Regions from separate parts of the Homo sapiens genome. Here region 1 is linked to region 2. The links are chromatin contacts, found by Hi-C or POLR2A ChIA-PET in ENCODE. All regions are on one chromosome and are shown on one strand. Each heading gives the region's core, a stretch centred on a gene start or an enhancer-like site at or near the end of the contact. The rest is flanking DNA. Distances are from core to core; before and after follow the strand shown.

The links. A loop is a pair of places that touch in the nucleus more often than their neighbours do. ChIA-PET counts read pairs that join two places held with the same protein, here RNA polymerase II (POLR2A). Pooled maps may share reads with other maps.
Region 1: a loop to region 2 is called in a pooled map, with 5 times the contacts of the local background. The contact joins the enhancer-like site here to the promoter of ZSWIM1 in region 2. A Hi-C loop is called at or near these places in 2 of 50 pooled maps. POLR2A ChIA-PET finds 5 or more read pairs at or near these places in 5 of 52 experiments (Caco-2, H1, MCF 10A and 2 more).

The regions. Positions count from the first base shown.
Region 1 is chr20:45,776,899-45,780,905 of GRCh38, forward strand. It overlaps WFDC3 (WAP four-disulfide core domain 3), which reads right to left. Exons shown (of 7, transcript NM_080614.2): 5 at 177-311. It also overlaps the pseudogene RNU6ATAC38P. Among named protein-coding and RNA genes, the nearest start is that of WFDC3, 13 kb to the right of the region's middle. RefSeq lists enhancers at 1,052-1,346, 3,042-3,542. Within about 2 kb of position 2,758, at least 23 of the 41 ENCODE cell types and tissues checked have a DNase peak (open chromatin) inside an H3K27ac peak, as active enhancers do; they include PC-9, where a contact is called at or near this core.
Region 2 is chr20:45,879,105-45,883,013 of GRCh38, forward strand. It overlaps ZSWIM1 (zinc finger SWIM-type containing 1), which reads left to right and starts at 2,123. Exons shown (of 2, transcript NM_080603.5): 1 at 2,123-2,157; 2 at 3,429-3,909. The coding sequence starts at 3,489. ZSWIM3 (zinc finger SWIM-type containing 3) reads left to right here. Exons shown (of 2, transcript NM_080752.4): 2 at 1-18. RefSeq lists enhancers at 1,833-1,882, 2,133-2,212.

The DNA of each region.
Region 1 (4,007 bases), core at 1,508-4,007, 100 kb before region 2:
TTCCCCCAGTTCTTTTAATGTCGACAGGGCCCCTCGGCCCTAGAAGAATGGGTTGCTTTGGGTTGGGGGACCAGAGGGACAGGAAGGATGAGAATCCTAGCTCCTCCCAGGAAGGGAAAGAGAAGCACTCTTCTCAGGAAACACTCAAGGATTTCTTCCCAAAAGAGCCAACATACCTCCCTCAATGTCTCCGAGGCAGGTGCGGCCACAGCCGGTGCTGCAGCATTTATGCCCCTGGGGACAGGATGCATCCCCATCACACAGCTCCTCACACGGAAGGGGGTCAGCGGGACATTCACCACCAAACTCTGCTACATAATCAAAGCATTGGAGCCCAGAGACGCTCACAATATGAAACACATTTTTCATTGTGTCCCATGTGTATGTTTATATATAGTTATATATTTATATACATATATAATGTAAATATTTATGTGTATCATGTATCTGCAATACATCTGATTTTTTTTAAGACAGGGTCTCACTGTGTTGCCCAGGCCAAAGTGCAGTGGCATAATCATAGCTCACTGCAGCCTCAAACTCCTGCATTCAAGGGATCCTCCCACCTCAGCCTCCTGAGTGGCTAGAACTACAGGCACATGCCATCATGCCTGGCTTATTTATTTATTTATTTTGTAGAGACAGGGTCTCACTGTATCACCCAGGCTAAAGTACAGTGGCACAATCATAGCTCATTGCAGCCTGAAACTCCTGTGCTCAAGGGATCCTCCCACCACAGCCTCCTGAGTACCTGGGACTAGAGGCACAAGCCACCAGGCCTGGGTAATTTTATTTATTTATTTTGTAGAGACAGAGTCTCACTATGTTCCCTAGGCTGATATCAAACTCCTGGCTCAAGTGATCCTCCCGCCTGAGCCTCCCAAAGTGCCAGGATTACAGGCGTGAGCCCCCCCACCCAGCCCACCCTGATATTTTATATTCTAGTTCTTATTTTTCCTAATTACTAAATTGCTTTCAGGACTCACAGTTTGAAAAACACTGTTCAGGTCTAACCCACTGTGGCCAACATTCTCCCTGAATTCTCCCTGTGGCAGACATTTACAATGGTGGCCTCCAGTGAACTTTACCTCCTGGGATTCAGGCCCTTTTGTAGTCCCCTTCCATACCTACTCTGGGTTTGACCATCTGACTTGCTTTGACCAATGGGACATTAGCAAATGTAATGTAAGCAGAGCCTTGATAAGCACTAGCATACTGGGGCTTGTCCACTCAGAATACTTCCTCTTGGAAACCAGCCGCCATGCTATAAAGCAGCTTGAACTACGCTATGGGATGATGAGATGCCCCATGGAGACAGAACCTAGAAGAGAGGTCATCCTGGACGTTGTGGCTCCAGTTGAGCTCCCTGCTAAGCTCCCAGATGAATGCAGCTAAATGAATGACCACAGCTACATCATGTGGGTATATGAACTGCCCAGCCAAGCTCAGGCAACCTACACAACTGTGAGAAAGAGTAACTATATTGCTTTAAGTCATGAAGTTTGGAGATGGTTTCTTATGCAGCAATAGATACTGGATACCAAGTTTATTCTGAGAGGCAACAGGTCCAGCTAAAATGATTTGTTTCCCCATACTCTCTTGCAACAAGGGGTGACCACAAACTAGGACATAAACTGGGAAACTTTTGTATTCCTGACACAGGGAATACCCCTTTCAAACTGCTCCCTCACTTCTTTCTTCTTCCAGTCCAAAGATAGACATTACACAGAGAGGCAGAGTAGCCTTCTTTCAATGAGGAGGCAACTCAGCATAACGAAATGGTCAAGAATTGCAAAGAGGTGTTGTATGAAAGGAGAGAAGGTTAGCACTCCCCTCGACAAGGATGGAAGAGGCCTTTGGGCCTGACAACATGCATATGGTTCAAGCATTGCCACCTACTTTGTGGCATCTAACCATCGTCTTTTAAAATAAATAAATAATAAAATGTAAATGTAAAAAAAAAAAAAGAATTGCAAAGGAGAAAGAGGGAAATAGTTTCATCCTTGTTAGCATCATGGAGCCACCATCCCAGCCTCAGGAATTCTTGTTATATGAGAAAAACAAACCCCTATATGATTAATTTTCTGTTGTGTGCAGCCAAACACATTTCCTATGAAAATAAACTCAGAGAAGAATCTTGCCCAGAACTACAGAGTGAGTCAGCAGCAAGGCAGGACAACACTCAGCCTCTTGATTTGCGGTAAAGTACTTTTTCTACTACACTATCCTTAAAACATGCAGGCAACTGGCCAGGGCCCCAGGCGCAGGCACACCCAAAGAAGGCCACATCCAAACCAAACCAATTCACCATGACTCATTCATCTTAGTGTTTATTTCAAGCTTCTTAAGTAAAGAGAAAGGTGACAGGCAATTAAAGATTTCGCAGAAAACCAAAGCAAGACTGGCCCAGTGCCTCTGAGTAGGAACAGGTAAGTATGATTGCATACAGCTGGCTCTGGGAAGTCTGCCATGATGGAAAAAGCAAGTATTGGAATCCAAGGAGAATACATGCAGCTAAACAACCCAGGCGTAGTAACCCTGTATCCTGAGATTTTCCTGAACAGCCCCTATTTCAAATATCCTGTGCTACTGTGAGATCACATCAAAACTATGTGTCCTGATTTTTGACTCAGAAAATGTGGTCACTGTAACCACCAAATGCATCTCCCTGCACCTCCCCACCTGCTTGACAAACACTGAAATCCATTTAACAAGGAACAAAAGCCTTCTATCTCACAGCTGAGAAGGCTGGGAGTAAAAATCTCCCTGGTGGAAAAACCCGGTGACATAAACATCTCATAAAATTATGCCATGTGCCCTAGAAACTGGGAGTGCCATACGTCCCAGATTTCACCATTTTGCTGAGCTTGACCTTGAGATGACCAATGCCAGGAGCTCTCTGCTACTCTCTGCCCTCGTCCTCAAGACCAGGCATGGAGCACTTACCTCTACCCTTTTCCAGGCCAGGCTTCCTGGAGGCCCAGAGGGTCACAGCACCTCGCTTTTGACCAGTGCCCAGCAATGCCACCCAGTCTGACACCCTGCCTTATATGAATCCCTGCCACGTGATCCCTTTCTCTCAGCTCTAACACCTGGAATTAATGGGGCCTCACTACCTCCAAGCCAGATTATGCTATCCTACTTAAGCTAGACAGCCTTTATACCTTTTTTTTTTTTTTTTTTTTTTTGAGACAGGGTCTCGCTTTGTCACCCAGGCTGGGGTGCAGTGCCGCAATGGTGGCTTACTGCAGCCTCAAACTCTTGAACTCCTGGGCTCAAGCAATCCTCCAACCTCAGCCTCCTGAGTAGCTGAACTATAGGCACACACTACCAGGCCCAGCTAATTATTTTTATTTTTTATAGAGACAGGGTCTCACTATGTTGACTAGGCTTGTTTTGACCTTCTGGCCTCAAGCAATCCTCCCGCCTCAGCCTCCCAAAGTGCTGACGTCACAGGCATGAGTTACCATGCCTGGCCCTTTGTACCTCTTTATACTGACCTGAAATCTGGCTGGGCCTTTTCCTATCCCCAGAGACCTTACAAAAACCTGGCGGATGCCATTCTTTCAGGCAGGATCCTCTGTCTTTCACGATCCTGGCTTTGCCATGCTAGGTAAGGTCAGTTCCTCATAAGACATGCTCCCTAATCACCTCACAATTAGCTTACCAGGAATCAGGAAGAGAAATAGGAACAGTAGCCAGAATGGGGATGACGGTTCCCCACCCTCTATCAGCACCCATCCCAAGACTCTAAGCTATCACCAAAAAAGGAGTGAAGCTGAAGCCCAGGAAATACTCACTCACAGTCTGTCCTGCTGCCTCAGCTCCAACCTGCCACTATGTCTGAGAGAAAGATGCCAGTTGTTGTTGGAAAAGTAAAATTTCAGCACTTCTTAACCCAAGAAGGGCCCTCTGAGCTAACAAACTTACTCCCCTTCTCTTGTAAATAGAGAGACAGACAACTAGAGAGAGGGATTGGCCTGAGGTCAATGGTAGCAGAACTGAGT
Region 2 (3,909 bases), core at 873-3,372:
GTTTTTAATAAAATTAAACAAGGGAAATGTGTTCTGCTTGATCAGGGAAGGAAGAGGAATTGCATAGCAATAGGACTCGACTTTACAGTTAGGAAGTGGCTGCTCTAGGTGGATTTATTAATTTTAAAGAAAATTGAGGCCAGGCGCAGTGGCTCACACTCATAATCCCAGCACTTTGGGATGTCGAGGCGGGTGGATGGATCATCTGAGGTCAGGAGTTCGAGACCAGCCTGGCCAACATGGCGAAACCCTGTTCTACTAAAAATACAAACATTAGCCAGGCGTGGTGGCGCACCTGTAATCCCAGCTTCTTGGGAGGCTGAGGCAGGAGAATCGCTTGAACCCAGGAGGCGGAGGTTGCAGTGAGCCTAGATCGTGCCACCGCACTCCAGCCTGGGTGACAGAGTGAGACTCTATCTCAAGCAAAAAACAACAACAAAAAAAAAAGAAAAGAAAATTAAGTATTAGCAACCTAATGGGGTTGTGGAGCCAAATAGAACCTGATGCCTCACATTCAAGGATTTGGCAATCTGCGTCTTAATTTGCCTCCTTCCTACAACTAAGCCTTCAAGGTTGATTTCAGGTTTCCTTATATTCTAGCGGGAAGAGGCCAAATAGACTGGAGGGTGTGGGGGAAAAACCTGAATCTTAGACTTGACTGCCAGCAACTTGCTGGGGAACTGTGGGCAATTTCTTTGACCTCAGTTTCCTCTGTAAAAATTAGCATGTTGGCCTGTTCTAATCCCAGATTTCCCCTCTAGGTTTACATAAGCACCTTTTTGTTTTTTGTTTTGAGATGGAGTTTCGCTCTTGTTGCTTGTTGCCCAGGCTAGAGTGCAATGGCAGAATCTCGGCTCACTGCAACCTCTGCCTACTGGGTTCAAGCGATTCTGCCTCAGCCTCTTGAGTAGCTGGGATTATAAGCATGTGCCACCACGCCTGCCTAATTTTTTGTATTTAGAGATGGGGTTTCACCATGTTGGTCGGGCTGGTCTTGAACTCCCGATCTCAGGCAATCCACCTGCCTCAGCCTCTCAAAGTGCTGGGATTAAAGGGATGACCTACTGCACCCAGCCCAATAACATTTTCGATGCGTAAGTACCAACACTGATTTGATGTTGCTAGTTGGTAATCTTAATCCTCCAAGGCCTGGTAAACACCCAGTTTTCTAAGTCTGCCATCTTCAAGGGAACTGAGGACAAGAGACCAGTTAGTAGGCCCTTGCACTACTGTAGTAGGACCCTAAATAAGTCATGGCATCATTCTGTAGAATACTGGAGGGGGTTGGGCTAGAGAATGCCAAGTTTTGGCTTGTTTAAGGGGATCTGGATTTCCTCAGCTCTAAAAGTTGGGCTCCTGATCCCCGAAGGAGGAGTAGAATTTGAGACCTGGAACTCAGTTTCCCCATAAGGTAGAATATGCGTTATGACTATATATGCACTGTTTCCTAAATTCCAGGGGCTTTAGAGTTTCACACACACACACACAACAAAACAAAACCCGCGGTGGCTCACGCCTGTAATCCCAGCACTTTGGGAGGCTGAGGTGGGCGAATCACGAGGCCAGGAGTTCGAGACCAGCCTGGCCAACAGGGTGAAACCCCGTCTCTACTAAAAATACAAAAAATTAACTGGGCGTGGTGGCGGGTGCCTGTAATCCCAGCTACTCAGGAGGCTGAGGCAGGAGAATCATCGCTTGAACCTGGGAGGCGGAGGTTGCTGTGAGTCGAGATCTTGCCACTGCACTCCATCCCAGGCGACAGTGCGAGACTCCATCTCAAAAAAAGAAAAAGAAAAAATATATATATAACTGCTATTTATTTTCCTTTTCATTTTCTGCTTTTGAGGGAGTTTCCATAGTAACGTGTCCTTCCAGTCGCCTAGCCTGAAGGGAAGCCCCGGAGCTCCAGCTTCAAGGCTCAGCTCTCCCAGATGCAAGTATCTTTACCTCCAGCCAGCTCCTTGTAACCCTGGCAACACGGCCCGCCCGCGAATCGTCACGCTACGATTGGTCCGTGGTGCTAAAGCCTGAAAGCGAATTCCTCAGACATTGGTCCGAGTCACTGCGATGCTGACGCTGTGGTTGGTGAGTTTGGATGTCAGTCAGAGTCGGAGGCAGGGTCAAATAGGGAGAAATGGCGACGGAGCCTGGCTGTGGGTGAGTGCTTCCTGAAGGGGTGAAAGTGTGAGACAGCGGATCACCGCAGTTAGCCGTCACACAGCTCCCAAAGGGATGGGAGGGAGGTTTTCTTCTCATCCGGCTCCAGCTGGACTCTGGGAATGTCAGACATCCACATCTCCCACCCAGGTTAGAGGTGAGAGGTCAAAGGCCGTATTCCCTCTGTTGGTTTTTGGACCCCAGGTACTGTGGACAGCAGTCAGGATCCCGAACCAAAGACTCAACTTTCAGCTACTTACAGAGTAATGGTGGGCAAGTCACTTAGCTTCTTTGAGCCTTAGTTTATCATCTGTAAAATGAGGACAGTAACTCGGTCTGGGGCCAAATAGAGGAAACAATGGAATAGAGTATTGCTGCTAAAAGAGGGATATAGTAGAGGCAGGAGAAGCTATGCACATTTGTTAGCCATATTTTATGGTGGAAGGGATTGAGGCTCAGAGAGGGTCATTGACTTGCCCAAGATAACACAGCAAGTTTGGAGCAATTGCAGTTCTCTTATACATACCAGGACCAAAGGAAAGAATGGATGCCAATCAGTCATTTATAAATATAAAATCGTATTTTTATTTTATTTTATTTTTTGAGACAGAGTTTCACTCTGTCACCCAGAGCTGGAGTGCAGTGGCGCAATCTCGGCTCACTGCAACCTCAGCCTCCTGGGTTCAAGCAGGTCTCCTGCCTCAGCCTCCCGAGTAGCTGAGACTACAGGCATGGGCCACCATACCCGGCTAATTCTTTTTGTATTTTTAGTAGAGACGGGTTTTCACCATGTTGGCCAGGCTGGTCTCGAACTCCCAACCTCAAGTTATCTGCCCACCTTGGCCTCCCAAAGTACTGGGATTACAGGTGTGAGCCACTGCACCTGGCTAGAATGCTATTTTTTTAAAAGGCCATATGCAGCTCTGGCCATACCTATTTAAATCCCCTGGAACCATATCTTTCCATAGCTAACTTCTTATCATTTAGATTTCAGCTCCAATGTCATCCTTCTCCCCTGAGAGGCCTTCCATTACCACTTTAACTAAAGTATCCCTCCCTTCCCCAGCTTACTCTCTGACATGTTACTCAGGTTTATGGTCTTTGTAAGCTTCATTATTGGATATATATTTGCTTATTTGTTTACATGTTTATTGTGTATCTTCCCCTAGAACAGTGCTGACATATAGTAAGTGTTCAACAAATATTGTGTGGATGAATAATTGAAGAGCCAGGTCCCTGCTGTCTCCTTAAACCTCTGTTACTCTCCATAGGCCCATCTTTGGAAAAAAGATCTGGGAATGATTGTCTAGCCTCCAGCCTCAACTTACTTGATGCTTGAGAGACTCAAAGCCCCGTGGTCAGCTGCCCTGCAAAGAAAGTATTTTGACCTTGGCATTTGGACAGCTCCCATCTCTCCCATGGCCCTGACAATGCTGAATGGGCTCCTGATTAAGGACTCAAGCCCACCTATGCTGCTGCACCAGGTTAACAAGACTGCCCAGTTAGATACCTTCAACTACCAGAGCTGCTTTATGCAAAGTGTCTTTGACCATTTCCCTGAGATCTTATTTATCCACCGGACCTATAACCCAAGGGGTAAGGTCTTATATACCTTCCTGGTGGATGGACCTCGGGTGCAGCTGGAGGGTCATCTTGCCCGAGCAGTCTACTTTGCCATCCCTGCCAAGGAGGACACTGAAGGCCTGGCCCAGATGTTCCAAGTATTCAAGAAGTTTAATCCAGCATGGGAGA